Linked DNA regions of Mus musculus: region 2 is linked to region 1. The links are chromatin loops, found by intact Hi-C in ENCODE. Cell type or tissue: left cerebral cortex. All regions are shown on one strand. Each heading gives the region's core, and the rest is flanking DNA. Links, peaks and the distances in the headings are about the cores only.

Region 1 (16,007 bases), core at 3,448-11,447:
CCTTGGGAGCATCAAACAACCCTTTCACAGGGTCGCCTAAGACCATTGGAAAACATAAATATTTACATTATGACTCATAACAGTAGCAAAATTACGTTTATGAAGTAGCAATGAAAATAATTTGATGGTTAGGGGTCACCACAACATGAGGAACTGTATTAAAAGACTGCAGCATTAGGAAGTCTGAGAACCACTGCCTTAGTGTTTTGACTGGATCACTTGTTATGTCCAGATAGTGTAGTCAGGGCCACAGATTTGAAGGACCAGGTCACTGATCTCAAGACACTAAGAGTCTAGGATGTGAGACAGGTGGTTTTAAAAATGATATGTAATGTCATGTCCCAGCATAGATTTAGGGACTTGGATCTGACAGGGTGGCAAGGGAAGAAAAGAAATGACAGATGGACACGGAGACAGAAAGTTGGAATCAGGTGGCCTGTGCTCTCAGCCCTGTATCCAGTATTCAATTTTCCTCCTATTACTTCCAAGGAAGACAAACTCATCATTGGCTTCCCTAAGAGCTGAGGCCCGAGAACCACCCCTTCCCCCCTCCTTTGCTTGTTTCCTGGCTTCTCTCCTTCCCCTGCGTCCTCCTGTCTCTTTATTCCTCTTCTCCTTTTCCTTCCTCCTCGTCTTTCTCTGTATAAGCCTGCTCCTCTTGGCAGCCTTCCTCCTCTAACTATGAGACTTCCCTGAAGCCCAAGTCCACACCCTTGTCCCAGTCCCTTTTCAAGGTGCCACTTTGCTGAGTCCTTGCTTGATCCCCAGGAACACTTCTGACTAGGCAGTGAAACAAAAACAGACAGACTGGCAGGCAGACACACAAAAAGCTGAGGTCGGATGGGTAGACCAGGGCTCTCTGCAGGAGAAAGGGCACAATAAGCTGAGCGTGATCAATATCTACAGTTGAACAGGGAGGCAAGGTTCTTTCATACAAACAAAGATGGAGGAGGCAGAGCTTATGGTATACAGCTGGATCAAGGAGACTGATTTAGCTCATCTTGGTAGAAGCAGTCTCTCTCTTCCGGCTGCAAATGTGGGGCAGGAGGAGGAAGCTATGGTGGACATTTTTGCGCATATGCTACCAAAAACCCCCACACAAGGACCAGAGGAAGGCTTTGCCATCCTTCTCTGAGCCTCATCCTGGGAGAAGGGTCACTCCACCATTCATGCCCATGTCTAAGGCTATGGATTCCTTGACAAGGCCTTGTGAGCACTGCACACTCAGGCCCTCACATGCAGGGCTCTCTCTACTCTGTACCATGTAGTGTGATAAATATACTAATGAGCTGCATTTACTGCCTGAGCACAGAACTAGTTCACTGTGGGCACAACGTTTGTTCTTAAGTATGTTTTGTCAATTCTTTCGAAAGCTATTTTATAAACATTTAAATATGATAAAAGGAGGATGAATATGATTCATTGGTCAACAAAAACCATCAGTAGCAACAATAGCTAACAACTAAAAGTTGTGTTAGGTACACATATATTAGATCAGTGATTATAATCTACTTATTGAAATAAAAGAAAGAATAATTTATAAATTGTCAACATTGTTAAAAAAGAATAATTTATAAATTGTCTACATTGATAGTTGACAAGGGCTTTATAAGTTTGACTAAAAGATAAAATTGAGCACACATTTCCTCCAATTATGTGACAGCATTTTTTTAGGTTTTCTTCTAATTAGCAAATCGAAGTACAAACTTACCTCTTCTGCCCTTGTTCCTCTTCCAAGTCACAGAACCATTAAACTTTTAATCCATGGTGATTCCTGCTAAGTACTGGATTTGTTACACCATGCTAAATAAGCGTGCCCTTTAGCATGAGGTGTGTCAAGGATGGTTAATTACACTGCACAGGAAGCCCCTTTCCCAGTCAGACGTGATAAAATGTGATGCTGGTGTTAATGCCACTGACTGGTAAGCCTGCTCCTTCAGCTTTAAATCACCACCTGAGCCGGCCTCCTACTTGCAAAGGCTTTATACCTTTTCTGTGGAATAAGTGAAGATCACTGACCATAGTCACTTTCCATACCATGCCCTTCTAAGTTCAAACGACTGAATTGATTACGGCATCTACTGTTGCATATGCAGAGGGCCAAACTGCATCCAGACTCAGAAGAAGCTAAGAAGAGTGTGCGTTTGTGTGTGTCCAAGTCATATATGTAGGCATGCACTATCATCACTACTGTATTTATTATGCTAATTTCTCATCAGTGCAGTGAGCAAATCCTACTTTCTCTATTCTCAGGATTATGGCAGGCATCAGGTGGAGTAACAGTTGGGAAAGAATGAAGAATTAAGAGCAGCCGACTCCTTTCTCGGTGGTGATACCAGAGACGCCATAGAAGATGCTATAGAAGGTACCAAGTGTACATTTTACATCCCTTTGACAGACATGACAGAAACATCTCAAAGAAGGACTATTTCTTTTGATGTATGGTTTCTGGGGTTGCTTAGCTGCATGCATTTGAGTAGAACACATGAAATCAGGAATCTGTCCAAGGAGAGCCATTCACTTAGTGGCCAGCCAGGAAGCAGAGAGGCAGGAATGGTGGCTCTAAGCTAGCTTTTCCCACCTCTCATCTTTGCTCTCCTATCCCTCATTCCATGGGCTCGGACTAGCCACATTCAGGGTGAATCTTCCTCACTTAGTTAATACTCTCTGGAAACAACTCATAGACACCCAGGCAGATGTGCCTCTTTAACCTCCTATGCGATTCTAAATCTAATCACCACACCCTTCAAAATTGTGGGGGCATATGGCAATCATAGCATGCTTTTCACCCAGATCCATCTGTTTCATCAATATTCCTACCCCTTCGGTTCCTCTTAACTGAGGTTAATAGTGGTTCCAACTAGGGTTGCAGAGCAAGAGCATTTGAGAACACAAGGTTGTGATGCTATGGTTATGCGTCCAGCACCTGATCATTCAGTGTGCAAGGCAGCCTACAGATAAGCAGTGAAATTGCTTGTGCTTTTCTATTTATCTTTATCCTTGTTGGATAACATGAAAATTTTAATGACCAGGTCATAAGGGTCTGAACTGAATCATAAATTAGGGTACTTCACTCTAAGTTCATAGGGGCCAGGTACACTGAGTGTGTAAGTGTTCAACCAGTTATAAATCTACTAAAATCTTTGTCACCTGGTGTTGTGGACTCTCCTACCGAAACCTGGTCTAGGGTCTTCTTCAAAACTTGTAATCTGGATCCCCCCCCCAAAAGAATTTAAAATCTCAGCTGAGCTGCTGTGTGAATCTGGGTGGGGGTTGACTTAATTTCACTAAAGTTTACCTAGAACTCCTTTATAAAGGTAAAAAGACTAAGGAGTTAAATATATAGAGGGCAGGGTATAACATTAGCTTGAACATTGACTATTACTATTGTTATTTACTAAGTCCTATAATTAACACCACTTATCACACATATTCCATTGAATAGATACAATAAAATTTGTTGCTAGGAATTTCATGTTGGTTAAACCTGTTGTAGTTGAACCTAGACCTGTATTAATAGACTATTTCCATGCTATCTCTATTAAAGAATGACCCACAGCCATTTCAGAACTCCTAGTAGAAATGACATCTACGACTCTATACTTCCCATGAGTAGGAAAAATGTAAACACTCATGATGTAGATGATGGAATCTTACTTGGTCCATTAGTATACTTAAATACACAAACTCCAAATGTTCCAGTTAGACAAAAGTCTAATGGAATTTTATCTATCACATAATATATAAAGCATAGAAAACTGTTGGCAAGAGAAGTTACTGTGGCTTCATTTCTGAATCTTGTTGCTCCTGTCCTTTTTAAAAGCCCTCCAAAAAATCTTTATCAAAGAAGGGATAGTTTTTGTTTGTTTTCTTGGTTTTATCAGAAGACAGAGAAGCTTCTAGAAGATATTTCTTTTAAAAACGACACTAGAGTCTCAGAAAACAAAACCAGATAAATACAAAAAACCTCTCTGGTACTAGCATTACCACAGCTCTATAACAATTACTGATCAATACCATGTTTGAAATCTCATCAACAAGACATTTGGCTGGGTGCCCTGGTGGTTTACAGAGTTCCTAGAGGGGATCAGAAGACATTAGTCTGCTAAACTCTAGAAACTTAAGGATTCCCGCAATCTCATAGTCTTAGTCCATTTTGTGCTGGTCTAACAGAACAGCTAAGACAGGATAATTTATAAAGAGCCAACATTCACATCTTACAGTCCCAGAGAACGAGAAGGCCAAGATCAAGGGCTGTGTTTGACAAGAATCTTTTTGCTGTAGAAGGCAAGAGGTCAGACTTACAGACTTGCCATCCTGTTCATGATGATGGTGTTACTCCATTCCTGAGGATGGAGTGCTTATGAGCTAAAAACCTGCCACGGACACCACTATTCCACACTGTTGGCACTAGGGATCACACTTCCAACACGAGAATTTCGGGTGGCATTCAAACCATTAGAGTTTTAAACTAAGATCTTGACTTCACCAGCACCTCTCCACTTTCAAATGAAAAAACACCAGTAGATATTCAATGATTGAGAGTGGATCATGAATTCATGCTGGTCATTTGCTTTAACAAACATGCTATAAGGCCAACTATAACTATAGCTATGGTTGTAGTGTTACTATTGTTATTTACTAAATCTTATAATTTACACCCCTTATCACACATGTTCCATTGAATAAAGACAACAATAAAATGTGTTGCTAAGAATCTGATGTTGGCTAAACCTGCTGTGTGTGTAGGAGGTTACTGGAGAAAATCTAGAGAGGAGGGGAGTGTTTAAGGTAAAGAGAGAACCTTTTCCAAGATACTAGAAAAGACCACAAATATCATTTTAAACAGTTGGAAAAAGGATGTATAACATAGTAATAGTATTGGCTAGAAAATTAGGAGAGGGTAAAAAACAGGTTAATGGGGGAAGCAAAAGTTATATTTATACTTAGAAATAAAAGTAAGCAGACTGAAAGAAGCATATATTGCTAATAGACATAAGTAAATAAGGTAATAAAAATGTATCTTCCCATGTTACAAGATATGGAGGAATAAAGTGATGGCTGATGGGGAGCCTTTCAGTCAAAACAGAGATGGCTGACTCAACAATACTTTGTCACCATAGGAGCAGGCCTTCATTTTAAAACCTCAGGTCAACTGCACTTACCAGAAACAAGAAATGGGTTTTTTGGTCTGACACATCACATGACTGACACAGATAAAACTGAGGTGGGCTATTAATCAGAAACAGAAAGATTAAGGAAATGCCCTATACATCTTCTTTCCCTAAATCACTTTCAATTATTAGGTATCCTGGTAAGCAAAACTATCAGTGTGTGTGAAATTCATTCCACTTGTTTGTTTTTGTTTTTTAGTTTTGAGAATTAAATTATACATTCATATATATTTACTCCTGTTGGGACTATTTACAAAAAAAATGGTGGGTATGAGAATGTGAGAGAAGAGAGAGAGGGAAGGCAAGTCAGAGGTTCAGTGAGCGGAACACTTCTCCTTAGGTGGAGGGAGGAGTCTCAGAAGCAGGAGTCTCAGAACAGGGCCTCTATTCTCCAGCAAGGACAGCCAAGGCACAATGATCTTAATGAGTTCTAGTAAGGTGAAAGTTGAGATAGCTCAGGGTAAGGGTGGGGTTTGGGTCAGCAGACTGGCATATATACAATTACATATAAATGTTATAAAGTTATTGCAATAACCCAATATCAGCTGCCAAAACATTCTGCCATCACAGGCAGAATGCATAGTGGACACACATACTCTCTCTTCTACTTTACCTTGCTATAGTGAGTTCAAGCTCTTCTGGTATGTAAAGCCCCTAAGCCTCTTGGCCTTTCTAAGGAAGCCATGGGGAGCCAAACAAGATTAGTAAGTCCCAAGATTACTCAGAAAAAAAAAAAAAACATTTAAATAAGGACCAGATGGAGTGGTAGAGCAGAGGGAGTTAATGGGAGAAAACTTCTATTAAGCATACTAAGTACAACCAAGAAAAACTAATTTATAAATATTTCAAATCTGATGAAGTCTTGAAAATGTTCTAACTGACAAGGGATAACAATTGGAAGCTAATTGTATAATCCTCATTTATTTGAAATGTCGCTGGCAGCTATTATTTATTGTTCTGCTGTTATTGATTTATTTTAGTAATTATAGGAAGCCTTCACACACTCATTATTTCCATTCTACAGCACTATTTTTGCCCATTTTAAGTTTCTCAAATGGTAACTTAACAGCAGGCATGTTTAGGTATAAAATCCAAAAGCAGAAATGGATTGCTTTGGCAGGAACAGAGAGCCTCTGTGTTGGCTTCTGTAAGGACCAAGTTCACAGGCGGTCACCTAGAGGCAGCCTCTTATTGGGAAAGCAGGTAGGGAGGCTCAGGGTTAGACAAACTTGCAGTCAGCTAAACAGCAATCAATTTTAGAATACCCACCACCCAAATGATACATGTAACATAATAATAGTTAAAATTATTATATTTTTAGCTAAATTTAAAGCTTAACTAGAAGACCTTTGTGTTTTTACTTGCTAAATGTAGCAACTGAAGACAAGATCTTCCTCGTTCATTAGTGGGAAGTAAGGAAAAGAAAGTCAATGAAAAGACTGAACGCTGAGGCCAGAGACACACGCTCTCATTAATCCACATCTACCTCAGCAACATACCTCAAAACAAATTGCAAACTCCATCAATTATCCAGACCATTGGGAAGTGGGAAGGTCCTACGGACTAGTCATGTTCTCAATTAAACTAGCTTTACCCCCATGGGCTACATTACAGAAGTAATCGTTTTTTAAAAATCAGCTAACGAACAAGTCCAGGTTGTTGACCTCTGATATAAAAGTAAGAGCTGTCAGCAGATCACTTCCTCAGGACTCCCCAAATTCTATTACCTATAAAGAAAAATTGCTGGCGAGATTGAGGCAGATATGACAAGTTAGCTCCTGCTTCCCTTGAGCGGATTTTCTTCACTGTGTGTAACATGACAAATCCCATACTACCAAGGCTTTCATTGAGTAAACGCATAGCATCGTCTAGAATTTCAAGAGAAAATGTCAGTATCTGATAACCTTCTAATTCTCAACCCACAAACACAAGCAGTTTCCTGGGCTTTGGGGTGATGAATGTGAGTTATTTCTAAAACAAAGTCCACTGTACAATGCGATGATGGCTGGAGACTCCCGAAGGAATAAAAGGTCTTTACAATTATGCTACATCTAAAGCCACGTTGACTTCTGATGAAAATGGCATGCTTTACATCCTGGCATTTCAACAGCAACACCATTTTTATCTTAAATTACTTCTTAGATCTCTCTCTCTCTCTCTCTCTCTCTCTCTCTCTCTCTCTCTCTCCCCCCCCCCCCTCTCTCTCTCTCTCTCTCTCTCTCTCGTGTGTGTGTGTGTGTGTGTGTGTGTGTGTGTGTGTGAACACTGCATGCACAGGTGTCCATAGGTGGCAGACATGGCAGATTGCTAGGAGCTACAGTTGCCAGCAGTTGTGAGTAGCCTAACATGGGTGCTGAGAACTGAATTCAGGCCCTCTGTAAGAGCAGTACATACTCTTAACTGCCGAGCCATCTGGAGAGATGTTTTATCCTGGATCTTTAATTGCTAGGCAAAGATCCAAGAATTAAAAGAAGGGAAAAGTGATGAAATTAAAGGTTTCCAAAGGTCTTTCAGACCACACAAGAGGAAAAAACCCATTATCAACATTTCAATATATACATCTCAGTCTCCTGGACGCCTGCTACACCATGCAGAGAACAAACACGCTCAGAAATCATTATTTTTATTACTAAGAACAATAACAAGAACACACTGTTCCCTTAAATATCTTAGTAGTTTGGGTCACCTCTGATTCAAAACTCTCAACAAGCATTACCTTCTGATGGAAAGAAAAGCCCAAGGACGGCACAGTCATTTCATCTACTGACATCCATGAAAGCAAACAAAAATTGTTTTTGAAATTTCAAGATCAGGTCTTTTCATGACAGAAGATATCTTTCCAAAAATTTTAATGCCTCTTAGGAGAGTTTCAATTTGATGCCTGATCTCACCCTGCTCTGAGTATATACGCATGCAACCAAGTATTGGTTGTTTACATAAATATGAGATGGCAAACGCTTCTGACTGCCTGTAACAGGGCTTAAGCATGCATTAGCAGAGAAGCAGGGGAGGCGTCATGATGAATTGCAAAACACAGTCAGGCCCAGTAAAGTAGTTTCTACATATGCATTGCAATGAAGGGGTTAGATACTGTACACTGGCAGGGCACAGCTATGTCCAGGGCTGGACCATGTCAGCAACTTCTGACGGGTGGGTCCTGGATAAAACAGCATAAAGAACTTTGGAGAAATGGCAATGGCTCCAAAGCAAAATTAATAAGCTTGTCTTCTTGAGGGTCTCACTGCCCCACCCCCCACACACACCTGTCTTCTTGCTTTTCTTAACTATACAGACACGTTAGCACACACAATCACCTTTGGCAGAACACCAAAATCCTGGTAGTGGACCATCAGTTGACCAGTACCATAAAAAAGAGCCACTAAATGAGAAACCATGTGCCTGGTATAAAACTCATTTCATGCCTTTAAAAGCACACAGTGGCTTCTAGCGAGATAGTGGCCCTGGGACTTGCCGAGACAGATTGGTGAGCACAAATGGTTTGCTCCTGATGTGACTGCTTAGCCAAGCTTTACATATGCTGGCTTCCCGAGTCTTCGAAGGAGCGTATAGTCATCTATAACTTAAAGCTGCAAAGCACCAACAGCAGCCTCAACTACATTTAGCAAGAAAAGCACACTCACATATATGCTCAAATCCCATGTGCCATGTTAGCCTCCAATCAATAGGAACAGATTTCTCTGTGCTCCTAACACACCCAGTGCATAATAAGCATAATGCTATCTGAATACAACACAACATGCACGCTCTTTTTCTTATACAGAAACGGCTCTGATCACATAAACTTACAGTAGAGCGGAACCTAGGCAATAGGATCTCTAGCAGGAGGCTGACTTTGATCCTGCCCTTATCTTACTGGCCTTCCAGTGCCCCACACTTGAAATGTTATATCAGAAATATTCTGAGCATGATTATCCGGTCATTTAACTTTCCCAGGTGAGCACCAGGGAAAGTTACATTTTAAATGATAAAATATGCTACATTAAAATATCACATCTAGTTCATGCATGCATGCTCCATAAAGAAATACTGTTCATTTTCCCCTCTTGGTCAGTATACCATCACTAGAAACCAATTACTGCAGGCTGTCCACTGCATGACAGGTCATAACTTTTAATTATTAATAATGTCAGACTTAACAAGGTGTCATCTACAGTATGCAAGCCGTTGCTCTCACTTTCTCAGCTACCTTGTAAACATGATTTGTTTCCTCCTACATATTTTTCATGTCAAAGACTCTGCAGAATGTATTTGGTTTACAGCCTCTTTTTTTTTTTTCATATACCTGAAACACATAATAACACTGCTAATTGCCTACTTTCGGTAATGATAGCAAATCGCGTATCACTGACTTGTTCTGAATGTTTAAAATGCAGAGGAAGTCACCTGCTGGTAAGATGTCCCCGGCACACAGCTAGTACAGGGGAAAAAAGGATGCTTATCACACCCATTCAAGAGAGTTACTTCCCAATAAAATTAAAGGCTGTTCGATTTGCTCTTCAATTTTCCCCTTCCCAAGTGCCAGCCCGATATAATAATCGCCAGTGATGACTCCACAGGATTCAAAACAACGGTTAAAAGAATCTGTTCCTGGCATTCCCAGACCACAGCACCCAAGTTTTACAATAAAAGATGCTCACCTCTGCTGGGAAGTCCACTCCACATCCTGGCAGGGATTTCAGCAGCTTCACGAGCAACCAAGTTGGATAAACAAAACTTCCAGGATGCGGCCAGCGTGATGTACGGTGCTACCGGGACTTGGCTCCAGCCTGATTATCCGTGACAGCCCCACACTACATCAGTGCCGCTCAGAACCTTCCCGTGGCTGGCTTATTTCACTCTCATTGAAAATCCTTTACACGCTGGCAGCATCTTAGGGAAGGACGAACGCGCTCTGAGTCATTTGTTAAGAAAGCAGAGCAGCAGTTTCAATCTGGATCTCTACGCGTGCTGAAACCAGCAGCACTGTCAACGTTCGCGTCGGAGGTGGATTTGTGCCGAGAAACAGGCAACCTAAGCCTTCATTATCAATGCATGAAATCAGCCACTGTGATCAAATTCAAGCAAACCACAAAAAGGATGTAATTATGAAAGGCTCCACAGATTTAGCAACAAACCTTGTGGAATGAAGAATCGTCTTTCAAAATTGTGTGAATGTTAAAAATAGCTCTGGCTTTTCAACAATAAGCAGGGTAGAGGGAAGAAATCACTAGTCTCTAGCATAAGCCCTAGGCACTAAGGCTGCAAAAATCAAAACAGCTATAGGTTCCCAGGACTTCTTCATTCACAAATGAAGTCACTAGACAATTATGATGAAATTTTCCCATATATTTCACAATGTCTATTAAGAAGCAAGTTAAATATCCTTTAACTCTTAAGTGCCCTCAGTGAATTAAGGTGACAAGGGAAATGTGCATAGCTGTGCACAGAACAAGCTGCTATCAGTTTAACTGTAAGTTCTTACACAGCCTAAAATGTAAATGTATTCTGTGTGACAAAAAGAATGACCATAGAAAAGACAGTATACTTGCAATGTCAAAACTTCACTTATAGTTAAGAAAGAAAAAAAGCATATAGGCTCATTAGACCCATATATCCCACTTCTGGACAACCCCAAATTTAAATGTTTACCTTCTTAGATTATCCTTCCTCTTTTGTTTACTAACAAATAAGATGGAAGAGCCAGCTGATGTTCTCGTTACAAGGCATATGGTAACCCTGAAAGGAGCAGTAATTTGGTAGCAAAATACATAGCTCTGATGTGTCCGTGCCAAGTGGAAAGCAAAACAGGACACAAAACATCCATCATAGATCACCGAGATAGCCCTGAAGCCATTCCTAATGGGCTGCGTTCACAAAGGACACACTTAGGGTTCCGTGCCAGTGTTTTCCCAGGTTTCAGGTTCTCACTGAGTCTGTGAGGGTGGAGCAGATCAGGATGCTTGCAGCAAAGCCATATTATGACTAGAGAATCTGTGAAGGACTGGATGGGTGCTAGCAATGTGACTGACTCCAGGATGCTTTTAACGGTGGGTGAGTGCAACCTACAACACCTGTGTAAAACTGAGCACTAGGTCTAAGGTGCATCTGCATGACAGCATTTTGGAGCAATATCTGACAAGCCACTCCCACCAGGGTTCCTCACTCTGTTTCTAGATGCAGGGTTCATTCCTGACACACCAGTAGGTAGACTCTTTTTGTGGAGACAGCATACAGGCATGCATGCGTAGACATAGGCCCGGCGCGTGTATGAATGCACAGAGCCGGGCACTGCTGCCCTTTGCGATTATTATTGCCTCTTAAATTCCATTTATTTTGTGAAGACCCTAAGACAATAGCTGACTGTATCATGAGACCATGACCCTGAACACCACAGATTTCCCAACTACTCACTAACCTTGTATTTCTTGCTCCCTCTTCCTCCCGTTCTTCCCCACCCTTCTCTCCCCTGGACACTGATGCAAGTGCCATCTTGAAAAATACTACATGGAAGGCTGTCTCTGAATATTCTCCCATTATTACTGCAAACAAAGATGCCTAGCAATTGGATAACAGTTAACATGATGGACCTGGAGAGACGGCTCAAGAGGTTTAGAGCATGTGTTTCTGCTTCAGGAGACCTGGCTTTAGCACCCATGCGGTGGCCTACAACCTCCTGTAACTCCAATTCCAAGATGCCCTCTTCTGGATTCCAAGGGCACCAAACATACCCATGGTGTTCATACATGCATGAAGGTATTCAAACGTACACATAAAATAAAAATCAAAGAATCAAAAACATTGGCATGTATTCAGTTTGTTTTTATAAAACATTTACTTTGTGATGCATTTCAGATACCAATATTTTTGTATTTCTGGAAGGTGACCCTCCATTTGCACCATAAATGACTGGCATGACATATCCTGCAAATCTGGATCAGTAACCCTAATCAGGCACACTAACATTTCTGTAGCAAAATATGCATATTCATATAAGACAGAATAAGTAAACATTACAATTAACCTCAGATCAGTTCAGGCCAATTTTCCCATCAGTATGAATTATGAAACTCCCTGGTTTCTGGAAGTTCTCAGGTTGCAAGATTTACAGAGTAAAGGCTTTCTGCTTAAAAGCTCAGGCTTGGAAAGTGGTACCTAAGCAGGACTTGTCTTGCATAACTAAGACTTGGGAGAGCAGTGGAGCTTGAGCAGGACAGGCACAAAAGAGAAGACCCTAGGAAGGCTGAGGTACAAAGCTGAGCAAAAAGGTGGCAGTAATACAGGGTGACAAAACTAGGACGTGGGGACCTCAGGCAAGAAGCAGCCATCCAGGATTACTGAGCAATGACAAACCCCACCCATAATATCAACCACCCACTGATTACTTGGTGTAAGGCCGGTGTGTGTGTGTGTGTGTGTGTGTGTGTGTGTGTGTGTGTCTGTGTGTGTGTCTCTGTGTGTGTGTGTGTGTGTGTGTGTGTGTCTGTGTGTGTGTGTGTCTGTGTGTGTGTGTGTCTGTGTGTGTGTGTGTCTGTGTGTCTGTGTGTGTGTGTGTCTGTGTGTGATGTCTGTGTGTTTGTGTGCAGGGTATGGGAAGGTCAAAGCAGGACACTGGGTGCTCTCTATTACTTTCAACCTTGTTGCCTTGAGGTCTCTCACTGAAGTGGAAATATGTGCCCTGTGTTAGGCTGGCTGGACAGCAAACTCTCAGGATTTGTCTGTGTCTGCCCAGTGCTGGGGTCATAGACAAGTGCATCCATGCCTAGCTTTTTACCTGGATGCTGGGAATTTGGAATTAGATCCTTCTCCTTGGAGATCAAGCACTCTTCCATTCCAAGCCATCTCTCCAGTCCCACTACATTAAAGTCCAGAAGAAATAGTAAAAGGAAGAATGCACTTTCGGAATGAGTATACAGCATTGGGTTTACACTTTTTCTAGCTCTTTTCTCATTGTACTCACACACAACGTATCTAGAATCACATCGCATGCGACACTGTTAACTTTCTATCTCATTTGCGTCTACTATGGTAGTAGTTACATGCTCTACTATGTGTAGACTTCCCAAATAATGTACTTTAAATGTTATTTTATATTTTTATGGGGGTGGGTTTTCTGGTTTTGCCTGCATGTGTATCTCTACACCATGTGTGTGCCTTGTGTCCAAGAAACCCACAAGAGGGTGTCGGATCTCTTGCAGCTGGACTGACAGATCACTGAGTGACAGATCACTGGACTGACAGATCACTGAGTGACAGATCACTGAGTGACAGATCACTGAGCGGCAGTGCTTTAGCCACTGAGCCATCTCGCCAGCGCCTTGAATAACGTATGTTCAAAAGGAAGCCTAGTTCAGACCTTTAGCACAACAACGCTTGAATTTCACTTAAGCCTTTGATCCTACAGGACACTAGCCACTGTCTTAGAACATTTCCTAACCACCTTTTGGGAAATAGGTTTGCTCTGGTGGGGAATTCCAGAGGGGAGGGGTGTGACCAGAAGTCCTCAGGGTTTGGGGGTCTACTCGTAAACCCTGGAACGTGATTGTAGAGTCAATTTATAAGGGAAGGAGAAAAACCACATGTTTCTGGTGTTTTGTGTTTTTTGTTTGTTTTTACATGAGTCCATATTCTCTCTTTAGCTACCAACGTGAAATTTAGACGGTTTGATAAAGTTATTTTAACTTGTAAAAGTACCTGGCTTTCCTGGGTGATGTGAAACACGGAATCAAATCGCAACACCCTTACCTAAAGGTCATGCTCTCCTGACACATACTTCTAACGCATGTTCACACAAGAATAGGTGAACGTCCAGCATCGGGAGGACAACAGTCTATGGGCTAACAAAGCAGGCTCATATGAGAGTGACCCCTGGAAATAAAGTGGGTCAACACACCATGAACGCTGCTATGCTCAGCCCATAAAAAATGCAACAACTAGCCCGCACAGCTCCTCCAGACTTTTCATCTTTTGAGAAGTAATGTACTTCACAGTTGGCCCAAGAACCAGCTCCCAGAAAAGACAAAGCCAAATACCAACGCCACAGCCGGCTGTGACAAGCCACAGGGATTTCTAACTGAGGCAGCCTCCTTCCCTTGATGCTGTTAGCGTATGAAAGCAGAACATCGGTGTGAAAGAGTCAAGTCAGTCAGGGTGACAATACATGGGTCCCATGGCAGAGAGTGAGCTCATTAATTTTACATCACCATTGAAACAGCTACCCAAAGCCTTTCGTTCTAGATCATTTTAAAAGTGATAACATTTATTTTTCAAGAAGGCATCTGGGCTTTAAAAATACCTTTGATGATTCAAAACACTCACCACCAAATGCTTGCTCTGATGGCCTGAGACTTGATGTTCACACAGAAAAGTGTTGCTATTTATTTTTCAAATTTTAAAAATTGATGCTTGATGCTAGACAGCCCTTATTTTTTTAGAAAATAAAATATACAGGAAAGTTCATAGCCCAAAGCACCCTACACGTTTAACTCCTTAACTGAAAATAAGGCCAAACAGTCCTTTTAATTTTTTTAACTTTTCTATTTACAATCCTGTGTGTATTCATTCTGTGGGATCCTGAAGTCATATAATTAGCACCTTTGTTTACCGTTTTAACCCCTGAACAGCTGTGGAGCTGTTTTATGATGATTTCAAGTCTACCTAACTGGTAGTTGTAAATCTGGGACATCATCCAAACTAGCAAAGGGTCTCTCAAAGGTGAAGCATCTGGGGAACTGGGGTCACAACTTCAGCCTGCATCCTATTTCCAAAGGACTCTCATTAATAAGAGCCTCAACCCCAGTAATCGCTTCAGTAGGACTCTCAATTAAATATGTCTGGGTAGACAGATACGAGCCACCAATAGCATCCTTGCTTGAATATAGTCAGGATTTTGTAAAATACTTCAAAATTAAACAGTCACCAGTATGGGTGAGACAAAGACTCAGAAAATATACAACATTCCCGATGGTGTGTGTCACCTTCTGAGTTCACATCAGTGAGAGACAGTTCCTGGTTCTCTCATTAGGATCTAGGAAAAAATGGTAAGAGAATAAGAAATGCTCATGTCTATTCTCAAAAGTCCAAGAGCAGGGGGCCTTTTCCCTCTCTAGTCCATCATGTCATGAAAACTCCTAGGCCCTGCTCAATAACAAAACTGCATGATCATTATTGTAAGAAAAAAGTCCTTTTAGGGAGAAAGTACATTAAAACTAGTTTAACTATCTGCCTCACACTAAAATGAAACTGATAACTTCTTCAATTATTTGTTATCTTTTCATCTTGGGAAAATCTAATCAGGACTGGAGACGACTCAGCAGTGAAGAACACTGGCTGCTCTTCCAAAGGACCAGGTTCCATTCCCAGCATCCACACAGCGGCTCAGAACTGTCTGTAACTCCAGCTCTGGGGGAGCTGGCATCCTCTTCTGGCCTCTATGGGCACTGGGCACACACAAGGTACAAATACATATATATATAGGCAAAACACTCATACACATAAAATAAAATAATAATAAACGAAAAAGAAAACCAACAGTACACAGTATAGAACATACCTGTAAAGACTACACTAGGGAGTTGGAGGCAGGAGGATTATCATAAGTTAGAGGCTGTCCTGGGCTATATAATGAGACTCTTGTCAGGATTCTTTTAAAAGAGAAGAAATGGGGAGGGAGGAAGGTAAAAGGCTTCACCTGGAGTCCCACGTGAGTGTGTTCTACTAGCCCTGTCTGCATCGAGCACACAAACTTAGACATTTTCAATCTCCCTGTAATATTTCTCCATAAGAGAGGTGAGAACAAATCATTTAAGCAGCCATCTTTATTCTCCCAAACTGGAG
Region 2 (16,007 bases), core at 5,396-13,395, 830 kb before region 1:
GTAATGTGTATAGGAAAAAGTCTCTGCATAGATTGTTTTGAACGAGGGGTAAATCATGACCCCTTATGGCCTTTCTAAATTACAACTCTAACACTGTAGAAGAGTCAGACCCATGTAGCTTGCCCCTGCTGAGTGCATTCTGTTTCTGGTTGTCTAAAGTATAATCAAAATGTAGGATACCCTCTAGAACAGGTCCCTCAGTAGCACAGTAGGCCAATGGCTGTAGGGACCTCTATGTTATAAAATGTTGTGCATGTATGCACCAGTATTTTTCTGTAAGACATTCTGTCATTTAGAATACATTTCCAAATGTTTATAGTAGCTTTAAAGAATTTCAAGACACACAGAGAGAATAAATGTCAAAACTCTGTTCTCCCCTACTGAAGACTCTCCATATTCTCCGCCACCAACCCTTTCCCATTAACACAGCTTCAGTCTCATCATGGACACACAACAATGTCTTAATGAAGAAGACACACACGTGAGTGTGAAAGAGAGATGTTTTGTGGTATAAAAACATGTCTAAAAGATGTTCCACAAATCCTTCTCAAGGATGATATTAAACATTTCAGGTTTGACATAATTACTTCTTATAACACTTTTTGGGCACCGCCTTAGGAATGTCCAGAACAATAAATAATATATAACAAGGGTATATCTCCAAAGGTGACAAACATGTTTTAAACATGAGGAACATGCTGAAGAGATGAGAGACAAGGACAACATAGTACAAATGAAGACAGTGCAAAGCAGAGCTGGCCCCTGGGGGTGACAGCTGTCTCCACCGGGAGTTCTGGATACCTTGTGGAGGGGCAGCTGGCTCTTTCTTCTTGGGAATAGGAACTGGCTTTTTCTCCTCTGGCACAGGTTTCTTGGGAGCCTCAGGAACTTTAAAGATAACATTGTTGAAACAGTGTTGAGTGTTACAGTCTTCTGAGATACTTAAGATTATAGGGAAGCATCCAGCCTCATTAAGAACTTAAGAATTAAAAAGTCGTTTAGTGTGTTCTGCTTGTGGAATGCTTAGTACATCAACACCAGGCAGACATCACACACATGACATGAGGTAGACAAATACCCAGTTAGGATGGTCTAGCATGTAAAACTCTTATTAACATGTGTTACCACAAATTAATGAAATCGATAGATTGAGAGTTAACTACATGAGAGATTGTTTACTGATAACATTTGTCAATACATAGGTCTCACACACAAAAAGTCCAAAAAAGACAAAATTCCCCAAATGTTATTCTACCTTTGGCTGCTGGGGGTTCCACCTTCTTAGGAATGGGAACAGGGACCACTTCTTCTGGAACTGGCTTTTTAGGTGGTTCAGGGACTTTAAAAGAAATGTACTGTATTTGAGAAACTGCTCATCTGGACAAGACATATATTCTTATAAGACAAGAGCAAAGAGTAGATGTCCCTCCTTTTTGCCAGTTGGATACAAGAAAATCGTACTTCAGAAACCAAGATTTGTGGGAATGGCTGAATGGCCAAGTAGAAAAGGAACAACTGTGTTTATCATTTTAATGGCATGGGTTTTTATAGTGGAAATGGTGAATGAAATCTTGCTTTGTTTAAAGCCAGTTGGATGACCACAATTAGGTGATATTAAACGTTTTTTTAAAATTTTGGCTAGGGAAAGAGGATATAACTGTGATGTAGAGTTTAGAGTCCTCCTTCCCTCTCTCCCTCCCTCCCTTCCTTCCTTTCTTCCATACACGGTCTTACCATGAGGTCCAGCTGGCTTGAAACTTGCTTATGTACAGCAGGCTAGCCTCCAACTCACAGAGATCTGCCTGCCTCTGCCTCCTTATCATTAGGATTTAAGACGTGCACTACCTTGCCCAGTGGTTACTGTATTTTTCAATTTCAGTGGTGGGGAAATACTGACACACTTGGCCACAGTGTGACTAGTACTCTACAGTTCTGAGTTAGAAAGCTTTGGCCAGCAGGCAACCATCCTATTGCATTCTTGCTGCACAAAGAGCAGATGCAGACAACCCCAGAAACAGAGGGAGTAATAAAATGCAGAAAACCCGGAAGTTACGAGTTTTGAGTATTAAGGAATTTCTAATAGAATTTACTTAAATGATAAATTTACAAAACTGAGTTTTTAATACTTCTGGTATACTGAACTCCTAACTGAGAAGATTCTTCACGTTTTAAACAAGCCTTTGGTGAGCTGATATGAGGGGCTTCCTCATGTATTATTTCCAAATACATATGTCAGCAGACTGAAGTGCCCAGAGACAGGGAGTAGAGCCTTGTATGCTTCATCCCTTTGTACTCTCTCTCCAGTGAGTCCTTTGTCCATCCAGACTCTCCATCTGTCACCTGTGTGACTAATTCTGATACTTAGTATCAGTGTCGTTACATATTGACTGAGAATTTTGCCTGAAAACATTTTAAACATAGAATTAATTTACTGATACCTTTGGGTGGTGGTTCAATCTTTTTGGAAACTGCAACGTGAATTTTCTCTTCAGTGACAGTTTTCTTTTGCACCTCGGGGACTTTTAAGAAAATACAATCTTAATTACTGATAGATCATGTTGTGGATGGCAATTGTAATTTACTAAGAATATCAAAACAAAAAAATAATTAAAGGCAACAGACAAGAAAGGGAAAAGATAACAGAGAAATACAAAGAGACAGAAAGGCCTACACCATCACACAGTAGGCAAGAAGGGAACTGAAAAGCTCTGTTTTTTAATCTGAAACTGTGTCTTCAGCTCTCAAATTCAAAACTGCTATATACCTGAGACAGACACCTCTTCCTCTGTGTGAGAAGCAAAGAACATCTTTTCTTCAGAGATAACCATCTTCTTTGTGTGCACAGCTGGTACTTTAAAAAGAGCATTGCCATGTTACTATTTCCTTTTCTAGGACAGGACATCAGATGAGACACAGATAGATAGTCTACCACATGATGGTATACAATATGCAAATCTTTAGACACAGCTTGAATGGGTTAGTATGGTAGATTAAGAACAAGATCAGTCTCAAGGAGAAAACAAATCATGTTTTGCTCTGTCTGGACAAACCAACCATGCAGTCTCATATCAAGTACAATTAAATAAGAATCAAATAGCCACAACTTCTTCACATACAATGCACCACTTCCCCACATCTATTAGGACCAATTTATATAAATTAAAGGGTGGGAAATATTACATGCAATGTAATACACTGCATGGTAAAGTTAGAAGATTACTCGTTAAACACAAAACCTTCCTTAAATTAAAAAGAAAGTCATTTCTAAGCAAGACCGAAAGCAAAAATAAACTTATTGAATTATACATAGTAGTATAATCCAAAATAAAATGTGCACTATACAAACGATAAAGTATTCATGGTGCTTTTGAATAATTTAGCAATGTATGTTCAGATATCCGTATGCATAGATTACAATAATCAGAGCTTGTAGCTTCAAATGAAGATGTATACCTTTCACTTCAATTATTTCTTCCTGCACTGGAGTCCGGGAAGGTTTTTGTGGAACAATCTTCTTAGAAACTTCAGGTACTTTAAAAACATGTACAAATACATTTGTAATGTGAAGGAGATTTCATAGCGCAAAATTTCAAAACTATGTCAGCTTGGGTAACTATATAAATCTCATGTGAGCATATATCGGAGAGCTTAGGTGCATGTCACTAGAAGAGTCTTTAAATGGTGTCGGTACCTTTGATGACTTGAACTTTTTCTTCCTCCATTCTCCGAGTAGTCTTTTCAACTTTTTCAACTACTGGCTTCTTTACAACTGCAAATATTTTAAAGAAATTGCAGTACTTTTAGAATTTCTATTAAAAATCCTTTCTTTTTTCTCTGTACATACACACATATGTATGTAAATAGAATAGTTTTAGAGACAGGCAGGTTTGGTGTTTTCAACCTTAAGCGCGAGTTACTGGAACTGTTTATATTCATTTTATCTTTACTGTAACATTCTTTTATCTTAATATTTTTACTGTTTCGAGTAGATATAAATTCTCAAGAGAAAATTCATAGATACAATAAACTCAGAGAAGAAGTTGTGCCTATTGGATTTAACTGTTGATTCAGTCATCCTTGCCAAACAAGCCATGATAAGGACAGGAATACTCTGCTTATTTAAATGATTCTAATCACATACCTTTGGGAGGTGGTACTTTCTTTTCAGGCACTTTGGCTGGGATTTTCTTCTCATGTAATTCTTTAATAAAAAGCACAAGATAAACAGGGATGCTTAAACCAGTCAATTCTAATAGGCTGTGTTTGTTGCAGATGTTAAAAAGCTAAGTGTAATTTAGTATTGTGAAAGGAATCTGTCATGCTGGGCAGTATATGACCAACATAACTGTAGAGCAAAGTCTCAAGATAGAATTGAGTAGTAAGGGCCCATGGGATGTAGCCTCAGTACTGGGACTAAGTGGTTCAACCTACAATGAAATCACATCATCTCACATAGGGATGATGTCTACTCTAGAAATTAAAGGATTAAAGACCATAGCCTTGGAGAAACCAAAATGATCATCTTAGCTTTTATGCCCATCTTACATCAAGTAACAACATCAAAGGAAGCAAAAATGAGGCGCAGAGGAAGAATGGCCACCCAGTTGATGCTTACCTTCATGAACCTCCTTCTGAACCTGAATTATTTCTCTTTCATGGTAAATCTCTTCCCACTCTTCCTCCCCTTCATCGTAGCCCTCTTCTCTCTCATAGTACTCCTGTCCTTCTTCAAAGTCCTCCTCCCATTCCTCGTGGACTTGCTTTTTAGCTTCCACCTTGATCTCTTCATAGTCTTCATCTGGTTCTTCATAATAGGGTTCTTCATATGGCTCTGTGTATGGTTCCGTTTCCAATTCCTCATAGGGCTCTTCCCAAGGCTCTATGTGAACTTTCTTTTCGTAGACTGCTTCCTCTCGTTCATACACAGCCTCTTTCTCTTTGTGAACCTCTTTCTTTCTGGTGATGGTTGTTATTTTTACCTCTTCAGCCTTAGAGGACACGTCAATAATCTCAGAAGCTGAAAGACAAAAGGAGAAGGGGGAAGAGAAGGAAAAATCCCATCAATTACACCCATCAGAAAGCTTTATCCAAGGGAAATCCACAGTTATTCAGCACCAAGCTCTGCAGATGCTGTAGTATTAGACTGAGAATCTCTTATGGTTTGCTTTTTATGGGTTCGATTTTATTAACTAGGCAACATGACAGGATCAAATGCTCTTTGCTCTTGATTTGAGGGTTTTCTTCTAGTGTCAAAAGTATAGATTCAATAGATAGTTTCACATTGCTATACCTTCCATCGTTTTACATGAACACCAGTTTGGAGAGCTCCTTGCAACTCCCCATGAAGCACGACATCAACATTATTTATAAACCCTTAATATGTGTGTGGATTATAATGTAAAGCTTAGAAGGAACCCTTCCTTTTCCATCCATAGCTTCCTTTCCCCTGGAGGAGCACCAGAAAACATTGTTTCTAGCCTTTTTTCACAATGACCAAGGGGACCTGAAAAATTTACAATAACATGGAAGCTTAATATTTAAAAACAATAAAGAGAATACAAGCAAACTTCAGGAGTAAATTATAAAATGGCTAATAATTCCTTTTTTATTTACCTTTTGCTGGAATCATGGGAGTAGGAGGTGGAGGCTTCTTGGCAACTTCTGGGACTTCAAAAAAAACAGAAAATGCATGTTTCCATTTAGACTGTGTGTTGTTTAATGTTTATTAATCTAGAGCACTATCATCATCCTTTGCATATGAATTATTACTAATGTAGCACCGCTTACAGGAGCAGCATAGAGCCCCCATCATCTCCAAACCAAGCTAATATGAGTTGCTATGACAAGTCAGGGTAACAAACTGCCCAGAGGCTGGGGTTTCATTCCAGTTTAGGCTGGTTTGAAACAATTCAAACGTAGAAGAAATAGCAAAGGAATGTGTAAAGGATCTAGTGCTTAAAGCTCACGCCTTTGCTCTTTTCATTATTAACTTTAAAGTTCACCAAACACCCATGCTTTCAAAGTGACCACCCAGGAAAGCCCGTGTGATGGTCGGTGCCTGTGCCTGTGTTGGCCACTGGGTGGGAGGTTGCTGGGCTTTCCCTCTGTGTCAATAGCTGCTTTTTTACATTAGTCATATAAATGTCTTCCATACCCCTCCAAGATAGATTACATTTCTCCTAACTGTGCCACTTTCTGTCTTCAAATGGTAAGACAAGAAAACCAAGAAAGACCCTGAGCTGGGCTACAGGGGCAGCATTGTAGCACCAACCCCTGAACTCCTCTGGGAGGGCTTGGTCAGAAAGAGCAGTGGAACCTGATTGATTTGAAGGTCTCTCTCACATCATCAGCTGTAGATGGCAAGCATTCTCTGCTTGTGTCATCAGTTGTCAGAGGCAGGCGTGGAAGGTAGAAATCCAAGAGTTTGAGAGACGAGGGGATTTCTCATCTCGTGACTCCAACTCTTACCCCTTGTGTTTCCTACACTAAGTTTCCACAGCGAAAACCCTAATGCCATTTCTTGATTAAAATTTTATTTGACTTTTAAAGTTGATTATAATATACCTGGTGGTGGTGGGGCCTCTTCTTTGGGCTTTGTGACAACTTTTTTGGTATCTTTTTTCACACCCTTTTTGGTCACTAAAAACAAAAACAAATATCAGATATAAGTAAAGGTTTTTAGGATAAGAACATTATAAAATAAACTTTATTGTGAGATACTTGCTTCAGAAAAATCATGTACTAAAAAGTGTGTGTGCATGAAAGAGAGAGAGAGAGATAGATAGATAGATTGATTGATTTTGGATACATTTGGTAGAATATATACTGTGGCTTTATATGTCCATTGCTTGTATGGTGGATAAGAATTAGCATTATCAGATGAGGAGGAGAGCAGTTATGCCCTCTCCTCTGTGTTTCATTTGGGTGTGGAGATCAAAATTTTCAGGAGAACAGCAAGTGGAATAAGAGAATTAAAGTCCAACCCATGTCATACGTGTGGGTGCAGCTGCTGCTGCTGCAAGGGGGTATGCACTGGTCACGGCTCTGAGCCATGTTGCCTGTGGCTGTTAGCATTTGTGAGCAGGAAACACCCTGTGATTTTAAAAATCTGATTTAAACTCTCACCTTTTGCAATGAATACCAGCAGTCATGTTGACATTTCCCTTTAAAGGGAAAGCCTTTTTTTTTTTTTTTTTTTTTTTTTTTTTAAACAGAAATTACTGCTTCTGACCCCAGAAAGATCATGGAATCTAATTTATGATTTTTGATTATTCCTCTATGCTGCAAGTACACAAAATATCCTCAAGTATGCTCATATAAATTACAAACATGTTTCCTTCTTTTATTGAAAGTATATGGACTGGAGAGATGGCTCAGTGGTTAAAAGCTCTGACTGCTCTTCCAGAGGTCCTGAGTTCAATCCCAGCAACCACATGGTGACTCACAACCATCCGTAATGGGATCTGATGCCCTCTTCTGGTATGTCTGAAGAGAGCTACAGTGTACTCACATACATTAAAAAAAAACAATCTTTAAAAAAAAAAAAGTATACTAGGCACAAAATTGGATGAAAAATACTGAATTTCTTTGGAACTGACTGAAAAATAGACCAAACATTTTAATATCAATTGCAGCAGGCGTAAGAGAACTCAACATGTCATTCCATGATGTTATTATAGTGGCAGTGACCAGGCTATAGAAAAACACAGCTTTGACCAGTAGATGTTTTATGGCTATGTTGAGAGAATCCTCCTAGCAACTTTGAATTTGTAGCCCTAGGAAGTCTTAGGCAACCTTCTGCCTGGGTTGTATGGCTTCAGGGAAGCTACTTAAGTATTTAGCATTTGAGATGGTCAATTTGTTGTATGTTTAAGGGTTTGTCTGTTTCGTTCTGCTTCTGAGGCAAGGTCTTACTATATAGTTCCATTTGGCTTGTCTTATGGGCCTTATGTTGGTGGTAACTGTCCCGACTCTGCCTTCTGAGCTGGGAACTTAGCTCTTAATTAGTTACCTCCTTCCTTGGTTAACACAATAAAACACAAACAAATCCCCACAGAAGACCCAGTCAAACATGTGAAAGGTATTCTCAGTTATATTTTTGCATAAATAGTATCTAACAACGAGTAGTTAGAAGTATAATTGAGGAGAAAACAAACCCCAATTTTCAGTTTTCTTCTTAACTAATATGATATATTTCCATAAGCTGCTCCACAAATTGGATTTATTATTATCATATTGATTGTTAGGCATAATAGTTAGCAGCATTAAAATAAATTTAATTTTAACTAATACCTAAGTGATTCCTTTGCAATATTTTAAAAGTAAACATAACATTTGGGTTAATCTGATAATTTTCAGAATTTCAAACCATGTAGCAGGAATAACATTTTCAAGTCAGTTCAACTTCTTGACCACAAGAGGGAGCACGAGTGACAGGAAGTCACATTTTCAAGACCAGACTGGAATTCTAAGGTTTACCACTTCAGTTAAGTGTAATACCTTCAATTCGTTTTGCTGGCGGCTTCTTCTCTTCAGGTAATGGCAGCAAAAGAGGGATGGAAGGAGCAACCGCAGGAGGGATTTCTGAGAAGAAAAAAAAGAGACATCTCATGCATTTTGTTTATTAATTCAAGGGTTTAGTCAGAACAACTGACACCAGTCTCTATTTAGAACATGAGCCGAGTGTTTCTCCTGGTTCCACAGTGGAGACGATGAAGTAGAACCTTCCTTCTCTATACCCAGATGCTAAGGCTAGGATCTTACCTTCCGGTGGGACAGCTCTGATGGGCATGGTTGGGATTGGAACTCTGGAATCGGGAATATCTGGAAGAAATGTATAGTGATAAGTACTGGGGAGTTGATAACACACGTTCATTGTTCAGTCACTCCCAACAGCCCCATCCGGCATGCAGACAGGATGATATTCATGACATAACACACGTGCCACACAGTTCTGCTGCTCATGAGATCTTGCTTATTTCTCTATTCACACCTTTGTGTGTTCCTAATAACAACTTCACTTTCTCCACTTCCCCAAATTCATAATGCATAACATTACTCTGCTTGAAATTATTTTTACCAAACAGCATTTTAATGAAAAGAGAAATGGTAACCTTGTGTATTTTAATTGGGCCTCTGTATTTATAAAACCACACTCAACTCACTATAAGCAAAAATTAAATATTAATAGTTATATTGTATTACTATAGATAATAATAACTTACCAGGAGGCTTCATCTCAAGTTTTATTTCTGCAAAAGAAAAAGAGAGTGTTTTTATATGTATAGCTCTCTGGGCAAGATGCTTGCTTTCAGGACAATAGCATGGTCCCCACAGGGCCTGTCCTCACCTTTGGTTGTTAAGTACAGTTCCGCTGTGCTTCTTGCTTCGCCTCTTGGCTCCAGCCGAGCAATTACTGAATAGACACCTGGAGAGAATTGTCATCCTACGTTAGTCTCCTAAAACACTTCCTTAGCTCAATATAAAATGCTCACTTCTGTCTTTCCCTCTTGTTATAAAGTACGCCACAGAGGATTGTAGAATGTAAGCATAAAGGTAGAAATATCAGTAGGCAGGTGCAGGTGAGTCTTACGTTACATAGTCACTGGCAAACTGTCCGTGCAGTTACCTTCGTCATCTGGGGTCACATTGTGGATTGTCATGTAATGGCAGCGGCCGTCGTTTCTAAAGTTGTATTTCTGGCTCTCAGTCAGCTCTGTTGGTCCTTTGTACCAGGTAACTATGGCGTCGTCAAAGGACACTTCGCACTCGAAAGTAGCAGACTGATGCTCGCTCACCACGATGTTCTGTATGCGCTTTGTAAACTGAATGGGTTCGGCTGTTTGGACACAAAGGATGCAGAGTTAGATGGCACAGACAGAAATCTCTGCTGATGTGATTTCGCTCAGATACTTAAAGCTCTTGGTGGCTGAGCTGGGGTTTCATCGTGTGGCTCAAGCAGGTCCCCACTGCCTTGGTCTTTCAAGTGCTGGAATTACAGGGTGGACACGTGCACCACCAGACCCAGCACAATTAGCTTTTTTAGGGAGGGTATCACTGTTGAACCTGGGCCTCACAAAGAAGTGCTATGCCACCCTCGTACTTTAATTTTTTTTATATATTTTTTGAGATGAGGTATACCTAAGATTCGCAGGCTGACCTCAAACTTTCTATCTTCCTGCCCCAGTCTCCCAGATACCCGGGATTGCAGGTCTGCGTTCCCAAGCTTGGCTTCTATTTGTATTCACTTACAACACTAGTGACACATTCTTGTATCAGTAACCAAACTATTTCCAGCCTTCAGGCCATTCTCAGAGAATGGATAGTGGACGGCGTAAAGAAATGCCCAGGAGTCCTTAAAACATTCATATGAAGGAAATGCCACAGGGAGATGTGAACCCAAACTCACATTAAATTTCAAAAGCTGTCCACGAAGTGGAAGGTTCGTAACGGGAGTACACATAGACAATCTTGCACTGAATTCCTTTGCAAACCCTTTCTTAACTTGAGAAAATTATTTTTTGTTGTTGTTGTTATTTAGGATCTAGAATTTTCTTTTCTATAAAGATTTCCCTGGGGAATGATTTCAAATTCAATGTGAAATTTGCAATTCTAAATTTCAGAGGATTCTCCGGAGTTCAGAAACCCACTTTCCAAGCACAGAAAGGTAAACACAAAGGCACCGCCCCCCTGCGGACAGCAGGCGCTTTTAGGAGCCGAACTAGGCGTGAGCAGATCTCCCTTCAGACTTGTGTGGAAGTCTGAGACTACACAGGTAACAGTGTCATGTGCATCCGGTAGACAATGACACTCTGGTGAGCTTTGTCACTGATGAACATATTTACAACATTTACTTATTTAAAAATGAATAGCACTTAAAACTTTACTCCAATATGAAGCTATTTTACTCTACACTTTTAACTTTAAAAACGAGGCACTAATATTCAGTGCAAAATAATTCAGAAACCTGAAATACCTCTGAACAAAAGATTAATATATAATTATTATAATATATAATTAATATAATATGTATTAATTTTAATAATTAAAATGGTACTAAATTATGAGGCACAGTTAACAAAAAAACCAACAAAAACAAAACAAAACAAACAAAAAACCCAAACCTATTCCTGGATAGCTTAAGGTTAATTCCCAAAGCTTAACAATTAAGAAATTATAGTATTGCTCTTTGAGTCAGAAATTTTACTTCAGGGATTCAGACAGTAGGAATAGAATCTTTTAAAGGAAATCAATATTTTTTTTAAAAAAAGCCATTACTCATCATGTATGTTGTTAATGTTATCTATAAAATTTCATACCCTTAACATCAAAGTAAGCCCCCGCCCCCAAAAGTAGCAATTCCTAATCACAGTTTCTTAGATTTATATTTACAACTTCTTTCCCAAGATTTTATTCTAGGAACCGTAGTCATAAATATGAAAATTATTAACTTTAGCTTTTAAGAAGAAACCACCATTAAAAAAACCATGTTAGTCTACATTAAAGTCCTATTTTTGTCTAAAAGAAATGTGTGTTTGGTTGAATATTTTCCTTTTGAATCTATGAGTTTTGACCCAAGGAAGAGTGTGTCATACATGTGGGAGGGTTTGTTCGAGGTGAGACTGCAGGGGCCTGCGCAAGCACTTGCTGATTCTTGCTGCTCCACCAGTAACTCTGTCTAGGTTTCACCCACCTTCGATTCTGAGCTCTGCTGAAGTTTCGAGGTCTTCGTGCTTGCAGGTGTACTGACCCTGGTCCTCTGCACGGACATCGGCAATGGTCAGCTTGTGGACTTTGTGTTCCACTTCCGTTTTCACTCTGCCTTGAGGTTTAAGGACTCTGCCATTTCTGAACCACTCAGATTTCACATTTGGTACAGAAAACTGACACGTCATGGTACAAGTCTGGCCTTCCTTCAGAGTAACGTCCTGGAGATGCCGCTCCCAGGCGGGCTCTGTTGTAACACAGAAACGCACGTTGCTCAGCATCAGCACCATATGCTAATGTGCACAACAGCACTCTCACAAGGCTTTAAAATGAGTTCTCACTCACCAATCACAGTTAGCTTGGCACTAGCGATGTGGGGACCACAGACCAGACGGTAATTGCCCTGATCTTTAGGCTGACAGTTTTTGACTCTGAGTGTGTGCCGGTCACCATCGATGCTTATTTCATATTTGTTACTGGGCTCCAGCTTTTCAGTCCCTTTGTACCAGGAAAGCTTGATTTCTGGATAATTAATCTTAATGTCAATTTCAAAGATGGCGTCATTATCTTTCAGAACTGTCTGATTTTCAATATCCTTGATCAAAGTGACAGGCTAGGAGAAGAATTAATACGTGTTAGTGTTAGTCATTCCTTCCCTATAATTCCCAGTGATAAGTCTGTACATTTTATTATTAACATAGTTCATTTTACCTCTGTCTGTGTCAGCCTTTGCTGAATAAATGCTACAAGTTCTTCGAATTCCTTTTCATCTCTTTCTGACTTCTCTAGTTCCTCGATTTCCTGATTGGGGGGGGGGATAATATATTAGGAACAAAAATTTGAATTAGCAGGTACATGGCTATGCTTGGCCTCCATTCCTTAAATTTTTTAAAAAAATTTATGTGTATTGGTGCTTGTTAAAGATTTAATTTTATTTGTGTGTATTGGTATTTTTAGAGATTTATTTTTCTTTTCTGTGTATGTGTGTTTTGCTTGACTGAGTGATGGACACCATCTGAGTATGGTACTGGCAGGAGCCAGAAGAGAGAGCATCAGATTCACTGGAACCAGAGCCGAGACAATGGTGAGCTGCTATGTGGGTGCTGGGAATTGAACCCTGGTTCCCTGGAAGAGCTGCCCATGCTCTTAACCACTGAAACATCTCTTCAGCCCTCTGGCTTCCATTCCTGATATACCTTAGGTTACAGTATCGTTTAAAGCTAGGTTACAGTAAATTGCCTCCTAGAAATTTAGTGTCTTGGGAATTCAAGGCATTCGGATGATATGGAAGACGTTTGCTGTCTCCATCCCTTAGGGGATGTGGCAACAAAGGGCCATACCAGTCTGTGAGTCTCTTCTTCCTGGCTCTGTTTCAGCAGCTCAAACGCTTGGAGGAGGCCCCGGAAGTCGGTGATTCCGTACATGCGCGCATACTTCTCATACTCTTTAGGATCCACATTTTTGAGAAGTTCCATGATATCAATTTCCTCTTCTTCCCCAGATCCTTTCTTGAGGGCTGGAGTCCTAAAAGAGGAAAAAAGAAGTTAGGATCAATCGTTTGTCATCTGCTTAGGAGTTTGAGCTGTCTGCCGTGACCTAGGATGGTCTGTCTCAGTATCTTTCCTCACTAGGCAACAGTTTCATGCTCTTCATTAAGAAATATTTTTTAAGACATAAATTGTATAAATTTATATCACAAAGTTATAAATAAACTAAGAGAAATAAATTCTTTATTCAGAAATGATTTTTACATGCTAATTTTACCACTTTGACCAAAACAATAAGTTAGTTTGGTGATAGAATGGGTTAATGGTGGGCTCTTGTTTTACAGTGCTGAAATGTGATCAGTGAGTTGAAGAGGAATGAACACAGGAGTGTGTTCATTAACCTCATAACCAGGAGCTCCATTAGTTATGGTTACGTTAAATACCAACGGAAAACTTTATTTAAATATCACATCATGAAAAAGAACTGTGAAAAGGTGAGTGATTCAATAACTTAATAATTATGGTGAAACACAAGTTATTTTGCAATTATTGATTATGGAAATGCCTAAAATTATTGATCTATGAAACTGTAGCATTAAAAAAAAAACTTTGTAAAAGCAAGTCTTTCAGACTTGGACACATAGTATTTAGGTATTTCGTTTTGCCTAAAAGCTTCTAGATGTGTCTCATTCTCTGTTTCTTATTATCATTCTAAAACAAATACCGTCACTAAATTCCACCCACTGACAAGCTGTGAGTCTTGCAGTAGCTCATTCTGAAGGGCTCTGTGAGAATAAGAAGTCCTCTTCACAGTTCTGACAGGACTTACTTTTTCAGCATCGCGCGAAGATCACCTTCAATCTTCTCTTGTTTCTTTCTTTCATCCACCTGTAGGTTGACATTGCTTTCAATTTCACCGTGCTTGTTAAAGGCAACGCAACGGTATAAGCCAGAATCGGTTTTTGTGGTGTCACGAATCTCCAGCTTCGCTTCGTCGCCCTTTTGATGGATAAGAATGCGACCCCCTTGGTTCAGCTGTCTCCACTTCCCTTTTGTCCATTTGACATTCGGGATCGGGTCACCTCCAACTTTTGCAATAAACGTGGCAGTGGTTTCTAAGGAGTGGGGAAAATAAATGTTTTAAAAAATCAATCTTGCTTAATGGGTGCTCGTGAAATTGAACCCATAGCACTCTACAGGTGATTGGACACTCACTTTCCACTACTCTGATGCTCTGAGGCTCTGACACGAAGAAGAGTTTTCCATCCACGGCTGCTTTCTTGGCTGCTGGGGCTGCGGCTGGTTTCTCTGAAACACACATGTCCATGCTTTGTTACTACAAAAACTTGAAAGCTGTAATAAATATTCTGGTGTGTAAAACTTTAAGAGCTTTGGGGTGTGCTCCGCAAACTCACTAACTGTGAGCTATTAGTGACAAAGCCATTTCATAGGCAGTCATTTTAGGGATGGCTACAGGAGGTTGAACTCGAATGGACTGCTAGCATCCAATCTGGGATTTATAGACTTTATTGTATAGATTTCCTCTAGGCTATGACAGAAAGCTATTTCACATCATATCATCATAGCATCATTTTGGGAACTACCCTGAATATATCCTTGTGGATGTGCTATGAGGATTTCAAGAAATAGGCTGTTGAACTCTGGGTAACTTTAAATACTTTGTATCGAGAGTCTTTCCATTAAATCACTGGATACTTTCACTATGAGGGCGACAGATTACAAATGGCAAATAACCTGCCTCTAACACCTCTAACTCCATTCTTATTTAAGTTCCAATGAACTAACCACCATGGGCAGTTTCTGTCGTAATGTTCATCACACTTTCTTGGTATCTGTACCTTTAATGGTCACTTTGCACTTTGAAGTGTCACTTCCAGCCACGTTGGAAGCCTTACACACGTAGTCTCCTGAATCTGCTTTAGCTGTCTCCTTGAGTTCCAGCATGGCGGTTCCGCTAGCAAAGCTGAAGCTGCACCTGTCCGAAGGCTTTACCTCCCTACCAGCTTTCAACCACTGGATCCGAATGGGCTCGGAGCCCTGCACGTGGCAGCTGAGCTGTACAGAGTCACCTTCGCTGGCCGTGACCGGGGCAAGGTGCTGGTCAAACACAGGCGGCTTCTTAGGCTCTGGAATTGAAAAGGCATTTTTCATGAGGAGGACAGAGTCAAGGGATACATTATCTTTCACAAAGGAAATGTACAAAGGGCACAATAGCTTCTCCCACAGGTGATAGTGGACACTGTGGTGAATGGAATTATAAGTCAGAATCTGTTCCTCTTTGAGCAGTTGTTCACATTTGTTGGGGTAAAAAAAGAAAGAAAGGAAGAAAGAAAGAAAGAAAGAAAGAAAGAAAGAAAGAAAGAAAGAAAGATTTAAAAACAAGCAAAGAACAGCTGCCAAGCTGTCCACAAACCAACACAGCATCTGTGTCCTGATTAAGCTCCACAAATACTACGCTGGCACTGCTATCAATGGCTGTGCAATGCAGCATGATTTTGATTATTTAAAAACTACAGGCAGCAGCATTTTTACAAAACTCTAAAACCTAAAGGCTTATAAGGGCATTCTGCTCACTTAGAGCAGTGATTGTAAACTCCCGTGGAAGAAAGCCACCATCAGAGTTATGGAAATGCCCAAATCTTAATGGATTTTTTTCTAATGTCCAGTTTTAGATTTTTTTAAAAAAAAATCTACAGTTACTCTAAAAAAATTATCCAGATTTAGACCAAATAAAGTAAGATTCAAAACTCAGTGTTCAAATGAGAATAAACAGAGACTTGGGTTCCCTGACCA

Evidence for each region. Hi-C counts contacts between places; a loop is a spot of excess contacts. Peaks named below come from ENCODE experiments on the same cell type or tissue, not always from the same donor. Only the 100,000 strongest peaks of a DNase experiment are listed, where the experiment ranks them.
Region 2: it touches region 1 in a loop (5-fold over the local background); 2 of 42 quality-filtered maps call a loop at or near these places.

What each region holds. Positions count from the first base shown.
Region 1 is chr2:77,693,224-77,709,230 of GRCm38, forward strand. The region is part of intron 3 of Zfp385b (zinc finger protein 385B); the gene reads right to left. Among named protein-coding and RNA genes, the nearest start is that of Gm35431, 64 kb to the right of the region's middle. In left cerebral cortex, for the core only: no CTCF peak of the experiment used is centred there; DNase peaks (open chromatin) are centred at 8,226, 8,766 and 10,090; H3K4me3 peaks cover 2,402 bases; H3K27ac peaks cover 2,326 bases.
Region 2 is chr2:76,858,659-76,874,665 of GRCm38, forward strand. It overlaps Ttn (titin), which reads right to left. Exons shown (of 313, transcript NM_011652.3): 97 at 15,053-15,340; 98 at 14,409-14,501; 99 at 14,023-14,308; 100 at 13,047-13,230; 101 at 12,418-12,507; 102 at 12,052-12,319; 103 at 11,693-11,953; 104 at 9,629-9,838; 105 at 9,350-9,427; 106 at 9,225-9,251; 107 at 8,764-8,823; 108 at 8,500-8,583; 109 at 6,565-6,639; 110 at 5,614-5,667; 8 more. Among named protein-coding and RNA genes, the nearest start is that of Ttn, 120 kb to the right of the region's middle. In left cerebral cortex, for the core only: a CTCF peak has its summit at 8,404 (motif pointing right); a DNase peak (open chromatin) is centred at 8,467.